Linked DNA regions of Homo sapiens: region 2 is linked to region 1. A link is a loop called in an ENCODE intact Hi-C map of the cell type or tissue named here. Cell type or tissue: Caco-2. All regions are shown on one strand. Each heading gives the region's core, and the rest is flanking DNA. Links, peaks and the distances in the headings are about the cores only.

Region 1 (4,399 bases), core at 163-4,162:
GAGCTACAAACTGGTGTCCTGCTGGCCAATTATGGTTTGACCATGAAGAGTTAGATGGTTTAAGGTTAAACTATCAAAACTCTTTTCAGGCAGGCAAGGTGGCTCATGCCTGTAATCCCAGAGCTTTGGGAGGCTGAGGTGGGGAGGCCAGGAGTTTAAGACCAGCCCAGCCAACATAGTGAGACCCTGTCTCTATAAAAAAAAAAAATTTGTTTTAATTAGCTGGGCATGGTGGTGTGTGCCTGTAGTCCTAGCAACTGGGGAAGCTGAGGCCAGGAGGGTCACTTGAGCCCAGGAGTTCTAGGCTTCGGTGAGCTATGATTGTGCCACTGCACTCCCGCCTGAGTGACAGAGTGAGACTTTGTCTCGTAAAACAAACAGGCTGGGCACGGTGGTTCACACCTGTAATCCCAGCACTTTGGGAAGCCGAGGTGGGTGGATCATGAGGTCAGGAGTTCAAGACCAGCCTGGCCAATGTGGTGAAACCCCATCTCTACTAAAAATACAAAAATTAGCCAGGCATGCTGGCATGCACCTGTAATCTCAACTACTCGGGAGGCACAAGAATCACTTGAACCTGGTAGGTGGAGGTTGCAGTGAGCTGAGATCTTGCCACTGCACTCCAGCCTGGGCAACAGAGCAAGACTCTTGGGAAAAAAAATAACAAAAAAAACTTTTTTTCTTTCTGGAATCTTTCAATAACTCTAGTCTTTAAAATGTGGTTTGAAAGGCCAGGTGTGATGGCTCATGCCTGTAATCCTAACACTTTGGGAGGCCGAGGCATGTGGACCAGCCTGGGCAACATGATGAAACCCCATCTCTACAAAAAATGTAAAAAAATTAGCCGGGTTTGGTGGCGTTCGCCTGTTGTCCCAGCCACTCAGGAGGCTGAGGCAAGAGAATCACTTGAACCCAGGAGGTCAAGCCTGCAGAAAGCTAAGATCGCACCACTGTACTCCATCCTGGATGACAGTGAGACCCTGTGTCAAAAAATAATAATAAAATGTGGTTTGCAGACTACATTACCATAAGGTGGGCACACTCACGGTAATGGTCTTCAAACCTGATATGCATAAACTGACCTAAGCCAAAGTTGACCGCAGCTAATAGTTTTACCTTTTTAAGGGATTGTAGAAAAAAAAATATGCAACAAGACTTGTAAAACAGGATATGTGGCTCATAAGCCGTAAGTATTCACTACCTGGCCCTTTAGAGATTGTGGATCTTGAATTCAATATAGTGGGTTGCTGACCAGCATTTTTAAATCGGAGTAGACTTGTCTAGTATAGAATAGGGAGCATATCAGCTTGTAAGGGTACATTTTGTTTTGCAAAAATTCTGTTCACACACATATATATGTACTAATTAATATATAAAATATATTTTTCTCAGGCTATGGTCAAAGAAGTTTGAAAGCTTCTGCTCTTGGAGCTATCTTATAAATATCAGGGTTCCCAGCCTGAGTATCATTGCTGTCCCTTGAGTTGGCTGGTGTCTCCTTCCTCCTTATCTAAAGATGAATTTCTGATATTTGTGTTGTCTGACAGGAAAAAGGCAAGAAGACTGAGCAACCAAGAGAAATCTTGGGAAGGTCTCTGGGGTACTGAGGGTTTCAGCTCCCACGCCTGGGTTCACCCTTCAAGGTCCATCCTGGGCCTTCCGCTTGGGCAAAACCTTCCTCCTGGCTCAGAAGCTACAGTAGTTTGGAGAGTTTGAGATGCTTGTCCAGGCACTCCTCATCTCTCCCAGAATATACTTTGTGAGCTTTAAAACACTCTTCCAAAGGCAGTGTGGTGCAAGGAGGGAGAGGTGGGCTGACACAGGCATTAATACTCCAGGGTACAAAGGGCAGGCCCCAGAGCTGTCTTTGAAGTTAGCCCAACAATCTGCATGTATTTTCCTGACAAAACAAAGCTTTCACATCAAATGAGACTTTGAAGCTGTTTATTTTAAAGTTAGGTTGTTCCACACCCACCTGTTTATTGAACATGGCGGGGCCCATTGTTGAGCTCACATTCTTGTCATTTCCCTCCCTGAAAATTCCTAACACTTGGTTGATTAGGTCAGGGATCGGATCGCTGTTTCATCCTCTGCACTGCTGGCCTCTTGGGCTGGGCAATTCTTTGTCGAGGGCACTGTTCTGAGCTCTGTAGGATGTTCAGCAACATTGTATGCCCGTAAGCCACTAGGTGCCAGGATGCACCCCATTGTGACAACCAAAACTGTCTTCAAATATTGCCACCTGTCTGCTAGAAGGCAAAAATACCCCTGGTTGACAACCACTAGATCAGATTTGGATTAGGGTCAGAGCTTTTGGGTGGGGGTTGAGGGAGATAATGAGTCTCGCTTTGTCGCCCAGGCTAGAGTGCAATGGCGTGATCTAGGCTCACTACAACCTCCGCCTCCCGGGTTCAAGCAATTCTCCTGCCTCAGCCCCCCTAATTTTTGTATCTTTAGTAGAGATGGGGTTTCACCATGTTGGTCAGGCTGGTCTCGAACTCTTGACCTCAGGTGATCCACCCGCCTCAGCATCCCAACAGAACTCTTTTATAATCTTTATCATACCGTATTTATTTATTTATTTATTAACTTAAATTTATTTATCTAATTTCCCCACTAGGCTGCATTGTTTTCAAAGCAAGGACCCAAAATTTACCACTATGTTGTTCCACAGAGAACCTCAAAAGTACTTGCTGGTTTAACAAATGAAGGAAAGAAGGAAGGAAGAAAAGAAGGAAGGAAGGAACAAATAAAGAAGGGAATGACCAGGCCAGGCATAGTGGCTCACACCTGTAATCCTAATATTTGAGAGGCCAAGATGGGAGGATTGCTTGAGGCCAGGAGTTCGAGACCAGCCTGGTCAATATAGCGAGATCCCATCTCTCTCTCTCTCTCTGTCTCTCTGTCTCTCTCTCTCTGTCTCTCTCTCTCTCTCTCTCTCTCTCTCTCTCTCTCTATATATATATATATATATATATATATATATATATATATATAGAGAGAGAGAGAGAGAGAGAGAGAGAGAGAGAGAGAGAGAAAAGCTTGGCATCTGCCAGGGATCTTGAGGAAAATTTTTAAATGGTGTTACAGAAAGGAAAGAGAAAAGAGAGACAAGGGCAAAGAGAGAGAGGCCATCCTTCCTAGGGCATTGGTAATAGGCTCACAGAAAGGGCGGGGGGGAAAAGAGCAGGCACCACACATTAGGAAACTTTAGGCTGCAGACCTTGTGCACCTCAAGCCAATGACCAAGCATTCAGTTTCCCATTTCTTACCCTCTGTTTGTCTTGACCAGACTTTAGTCAGGCTCCTGGCTTTCCTACAGACCCCTAAATGTTGCTTACTCCAAACCCTGAGCAAACACAAAAAAATGTGGAATGTGTCACCCTTATCAGCTCCAAACGGGAATTGGCTGACCACAGTGGGATACTTTCCTGTCAAACGCCACTGACCATTTCCCCCTGTGAATCCAGCTTCCTCTGCAGAGATTCTGCTTATGTCTGCTTGTACCCTCTTTACCCTATAAAAGTAAATCCTTTTTCTGTTTGATCTTGAGTCATGCAGATTTCTGCAATCAGAGAGTTCTTTTTATTGCAATAGCCTTTCTTCTAAATAAAGCCTCTCCTATCTAAGTCACATATATATTCTTTTTATTTGACACCAGGTTTCTAAGCCTGAGTTTTAACATCTGCAAAGGGAAGAGGAAAGAAAAAAATGGCCCTCTCCATGGGTCCTCTCCAGTCTATGATTTACGAAAGCCTAAATTCAATTGGTCTATTTCAACCCTTAAGAGAAAATGATATGTACAGTTCACAGAGGTGGATCAAGCAATTTTTCATTCAAAGTTCACAATAAGTCAGCATTTTTTTTTTACCTTAGTCTGAAAACGCTTCAGTGCTTCTGTAACTGTGGATTTTAACAAAACCGTGTGCTATTTTACTGTACATGGATTAACAAGATGTAGTTTATTTTTTATTTTATTTTATTTCATTTTATTTTATTTTATTTTATTTTAGGAGCCGTGGCAGCCTTCACAGTGGCTACATCAAAGTCATCTGGGATCTTCCGGGTGAGTTGCCCTTGGTGATCTTCTCAGGAGCAGATGGAGGTTCTCTATGTCCCATGCATTTCACAACTAATATTTGGGTGCACTATGCTGGTCTCTTGATATTCAAGTCAAGTTTTATGCTCTTTATAACCATAGCCGTGTAAGTATTTACCATTTCTTTCTTTTAACTACCTAAACCTGAAGCAACAAAACATGTTTATTTATTCTTCCAGTTCCTCTGAATAGCATTTTGCAATGTTATGCCTAAGGCTTCCTACAAGAGGCAATGAAACTATATTCCCATTTGAATCAACTTTCTCTTACGACTTGACTAAGATTCCTAATCAGGAGGAT
Region 2 (4,399 bases), core at 137-4,136, 70 kb after region 1:
ATTCACTTGTTTTCAAGGTTCATCCATGATGCAGCATCAGTTATAGGCTGAATGATATTCCATCGTATGGCTACACCATTTATCAGTGGATGTACATTTGGGTTGTTCCCACTTTTTGGCTCCTATAAATGAACACTTGTACATACAAGTTTCTGTATCAACATATGTTTTTATTCCTCTTGGGTATATACCTAACAGTGGAATTGCTGGGTCATATGGCAACTCTGTATTTAACTTTTTGAGGAGCTGCCAGCCATTCTCTAAAGCTGCTGCATCATTTTGCATCCTCAACAGCAATGTATGAGGAGTCCAATTTCTCCACATCCTTGTTAACACTTGTTGTTGTCCATCTTTTTGATGACAGCCATCCCAGTTGGTGTGAAGTGGTATCTCATTTTTGATTTGTACTTCACTAATGACTCATGATGTTGAACATTTCCTCAAGGGCTTCTTGGCCATTTGTATATCTTTTTCAGGAAATGTCTATTCATATCCTTTGTTCATTTTTTTTTTTTTTTTTAGTTTGGTTGTCTTTTTATTGTTAAGTGGTAAAAGTTACTCCATACAAAGGTATAAAAAGGAATATATTACACATTATATTAACCCAAGTTTCAAATACAGGCTTAAAACTAATATATAAGCATAACATCCTTGTCTTACAATTTGGATAATTTATAAATTGGTATTTAGGAAATTGGGCTCCATTCACAGTTATTATAAAAAAGACATAAGAAGTGCTAAAATCTCAGGCCAGGCACAGCGGCTCATGCCTGTAATCCCAGCATTTTGGGAGGCTAAGGTGGGCGGATCACTTGAAGTCAGGAGTTCGAGACCAGCCAGGCCAACATAGTGAAACCCTGTCTCTACTAAATATACAAAAATTAGCCGGGCATGGTGGTACACACTTGTAATCCCAGCTACTCGGGAGGCTGAGGCAGGAGAATTGCTTGAACCCGGGAGGTGGAGGATGCAGTGAGCTGAGATTGTGCCACTGCACTCCAGCCTAGGTGACAGAGCAAGACTCCGTCTCAAAAAGAAGATGTGCTAAAATCTTTACAAATAAAAAATGAGACAGATAGTAAAAAAAAAAAAAAAGTGACAAATATATTTAGATTTCAATACAGAAGAATAAGCAATTTCTCAACAGCCATGATATTGAGTTATCTATTAAGCTCTTTGTAGACTGTCCACATAACTTTTCCAGTGATAAGCAATTAGATGTTTAGCAGCCATCAATACTTGATTAATGAGTCTTCTTATAATTTGATCACAAATCTTTGTCGAGTCAATTTCAATAACACTCTTTTCTCAAGATGCCAAGACAAATGTTATGCGTATTTATTATAATAGCTCATCAGGAACGTAAACTATTTCATTTTTAAGATGGAACATCTTCTTCCAGTATAGCTTTCAATCTTTGAGATATTGAGCTATCTTGGAGTCTTAGCAGAAATGATTTCAAAGTTTTAAAATGGTACTTTTTTCTCTACCACCTCAAATGGATTTTTATATTTAACCCTATAGATAATTCTGAATTACTCCCAATGATTGGGTGTTTCTGCATATATACTCTCCAGGTCCTGGCTCCCAAGTGAGGCCAGACCAGGTAAGACAGGGGCTGCTCACTAGGATGAACAGGGACATTCATTTCAGGGCCTTGTCAGAGTGAGACGAGAGTCACCCCAAGAGTTGTTGAGAATGCACTAAACCAAGGACAACATGGCTAGATGGAGGCCAAAATCAAAGCCAAGAGAAACTAACTCGTGTGCTAAACTAAAGGGTACGGTGAAGATAATAGCGGATGGAAAACCTCTCCCTCACTAGGACTAAGTTCCATAAAGGTAGGGGTCTTGCTTTTTGTCTTCACTGTTGTTTATCCTAGCCTGTGGTACAATATAGATACACGGTATATCTTCAGCAAATATTTGTTGAGTGAATAAATAAATGTAAAGCTGGAAGCCTGAAAGGGGGTGGGGGACAAGCTGAAAGAACAGAGCATTCTTACCTATGTGTACTGAGGGTCCTGGGGAGAAGCGGCCAAGAGCCCAGTCCGTGTGTGCTGGAACCCATGCAAGTAGAGTCCTTGGTAACATGTGGGAGCAGAATTCACCACTGGGCACAAAAATCTACATTTGAAAGAGCAACTACCAATTATCCTACCCCTGACATATAAACATGACTTCTCACTATATGGTAGTGCAGCCATAATTGACACAGCCTAAAAGTTGTTTATATAAATACATTCTCATGTTAGTTTATGTGTTCTTTTTATTTCCTGTGAAAAACAAGAGGAAGTAGAGTTGTTAGATTTAGCAAATAAAAATGCAGGATGCCCAGTTAAATTCGAATTTCAAATAAACAATAAAGAAATTTTTGGTATAAGCATGTCCAAAATACTGTATGGAACATACTTCTGTTTATTGTTTTTCTGAAATTCAAAGTAAACTGGGTATTCCATATTTTATCATAAATTTTCCCAAAAGGAAAAGAAGGCTCTGGCCACGTATCAGCCCCTACCTCCTGGCAAGCAGCAGCTACTAGGCTATGCTTTGGATCTAGATGAGCTACAAACACCTGGAAGTGGGCTTGGGGCTGTTAGAGCTGAGATCCCTGGGTTCCTCGTTGCCTGGGGCATGGTCTACAAGAAAGACAAGCCAGGGAGGGGGTCATTTCATGGATTCCTTCCCCAATATGGGCACATGAATGGAAGAAGAGGATCAGAATTAAGCCCCTTAAAACTCAGGACCCATGGCAAGAGTCCCTCTCACCAAAATCTATGGGTGCTCTGCATGCAAACTAGGCCTCCTTTGGAAATGCAATCAATTTGGTCTTAGAGGAAAGGTCCCATCCTCTCCTGCCCCTCCCTGCTGGGACTCATTTTTTGGGAAATGTGGCCAGTTTCAACCATACCTCACATTACTGGATGAAAACTTCTCAAGTTATTCCACCTGTAATATTCTTGTCTCCTTACTGTTCCAAGTGCTCCCTCCCAGACCTAACCTTGCACCACTTCTCTTTTGTTAAACCTTTATTGCTGACCTCTAGAATCTGCTTTCCAGGCTCAAGTCCATTACATGCTCAGGACTTCAGGGATGCTCCCAGCCTATATTCCATGGAGCCTATACTCCACCTTCACACTGCCCTCCACCCCCAACCCTCCGCAGGGTTCAAGTGGAATCTGACCCTACTGTCTTCTCCAGTGGAAACTGATCATGTCCTCACACTGCATTTATCCAGGATGGGTGTTCCTTTCCCCATTGCCCCTGCCAGATTTTATTCCTCATATAAAATTTCTACCTTCTCTCTCTTCTGTCATCTATTAACCTCTGGTAATCCTCCAATTCAATGGTGATTATCACCTCCCAACTCCACCACCATCATTGAGGCTGATGAGCAGTAGATCCCCTATATCTTCACGTAAAATCCATCAGGCACCCTAACCGTACTTCCTTAATATCCTTAACAGACCACACCCCCACTGAATTTTAGCTACTTAATCATCAAGGTCAGATCTTAAACTTGTCATCACTTAGAATTACATTAAAATTTCAAGTCCAAACATACTTCCCCAGATAACTTTTATCCTTTTAAGTCCTTCCATTCAGATATTCATCTGTTCTTCCATACCATTAGAAGAGCTCCTATCCATTTGAACCCTCTATTTTTGGCTCAATGCATCCCTTTAGTTCTTTATTCTTTCCTCATTCATCTTTCATTCCTAGGACAATCATTTCCTTTCCAATATCCTCCACTATCCTTTTCTTGCACATGCCCAGCAAAACTCCAACCCTAGATTAATCCAAGTTCTTGTCTTTTCTGCATGTACTATCGGACAAAAATTACACTCTCAAGGACTTAGTAGTGCTATACTTTATGGCCTTAAGTCTTAATTGCATAGGAATTTGTCCATCATTTTTGTTGCATGATACTCTATGTTTATAATACTTTTCCACTGTACAATTTCTTGTATCAAAAGACTAGAAAATAACCTGTGCCCTCGATTCACCCTTTTCCCCCAGGTAACTCCTGGCAACCACTGATCCTTTTACTGTCTCCATAGTTTTGCCAAATAGATTTTTCTTCTTTTTGGGATTCCGAACCTTTTTGGACTCATATCTATAGTTTTCAGGAGGGCAAATTTTTAGCCATTATTTCATCAAATATTTTTTCTTCTGTCATCCCACTCTTTTTTCTTCCTAGAACTTAATTACATATAAATGAGATCTTTTGGTATTATTTCATGGCTGACTCAGGCTTTTTGTTTTCTTTTAAATCTTTTTCCTTTCATGGATAATTTCTGTTGATCTATCTTCAAGGCCCCAGACTCTTTGTCATCTCAAATCTACTGTTAAATCCATCAAGTAGTGTTTTTTTGTTTGTTTGTTTTTCTTTTTTTGTA

Evidence for each region. Hi-C counts contacts between places; a loop is a spot of excess contacts. Peaks named below come from ENCODE experiments on the same cell type or tissue, not always from the same donor. Only the 100,000 strongest peaks of a DNase experiment are listed, where the experiment ranks them.
Region 2: a loop joins it to region 1, with 5 times the contacts of the local background. A loop is called at or near these places in 1 of 110 quality-filtered maps.

Annotation. Positions count from the first base shown.
Region 1 is chr2:227,641,890-227,646,288 of GRCh38, reverse strand. No RefSeq gene overlaps it. Among named protein-coding and RNA genes, the nearest start is that of SCYGR5, 23 kb to the left of the region's middle. In Caco-2, for the core only: no CTCF peak of the experiment used is centred there; a DNase peak (open chromatin) is centred at 1,938.
Region 2 is chr2:227,572,298-227,576,696 of GRCh38, reverse strand. No RefSeq gene overlaps it. Among named protein-coding and RNA genes, the nearest start is that of SCYGR2, 24 kb to the left of the region's middle. In Caco-2, for the core only: no CTCF peak of the experiment used is centred there; no DNase peak of the experiment used is centred there.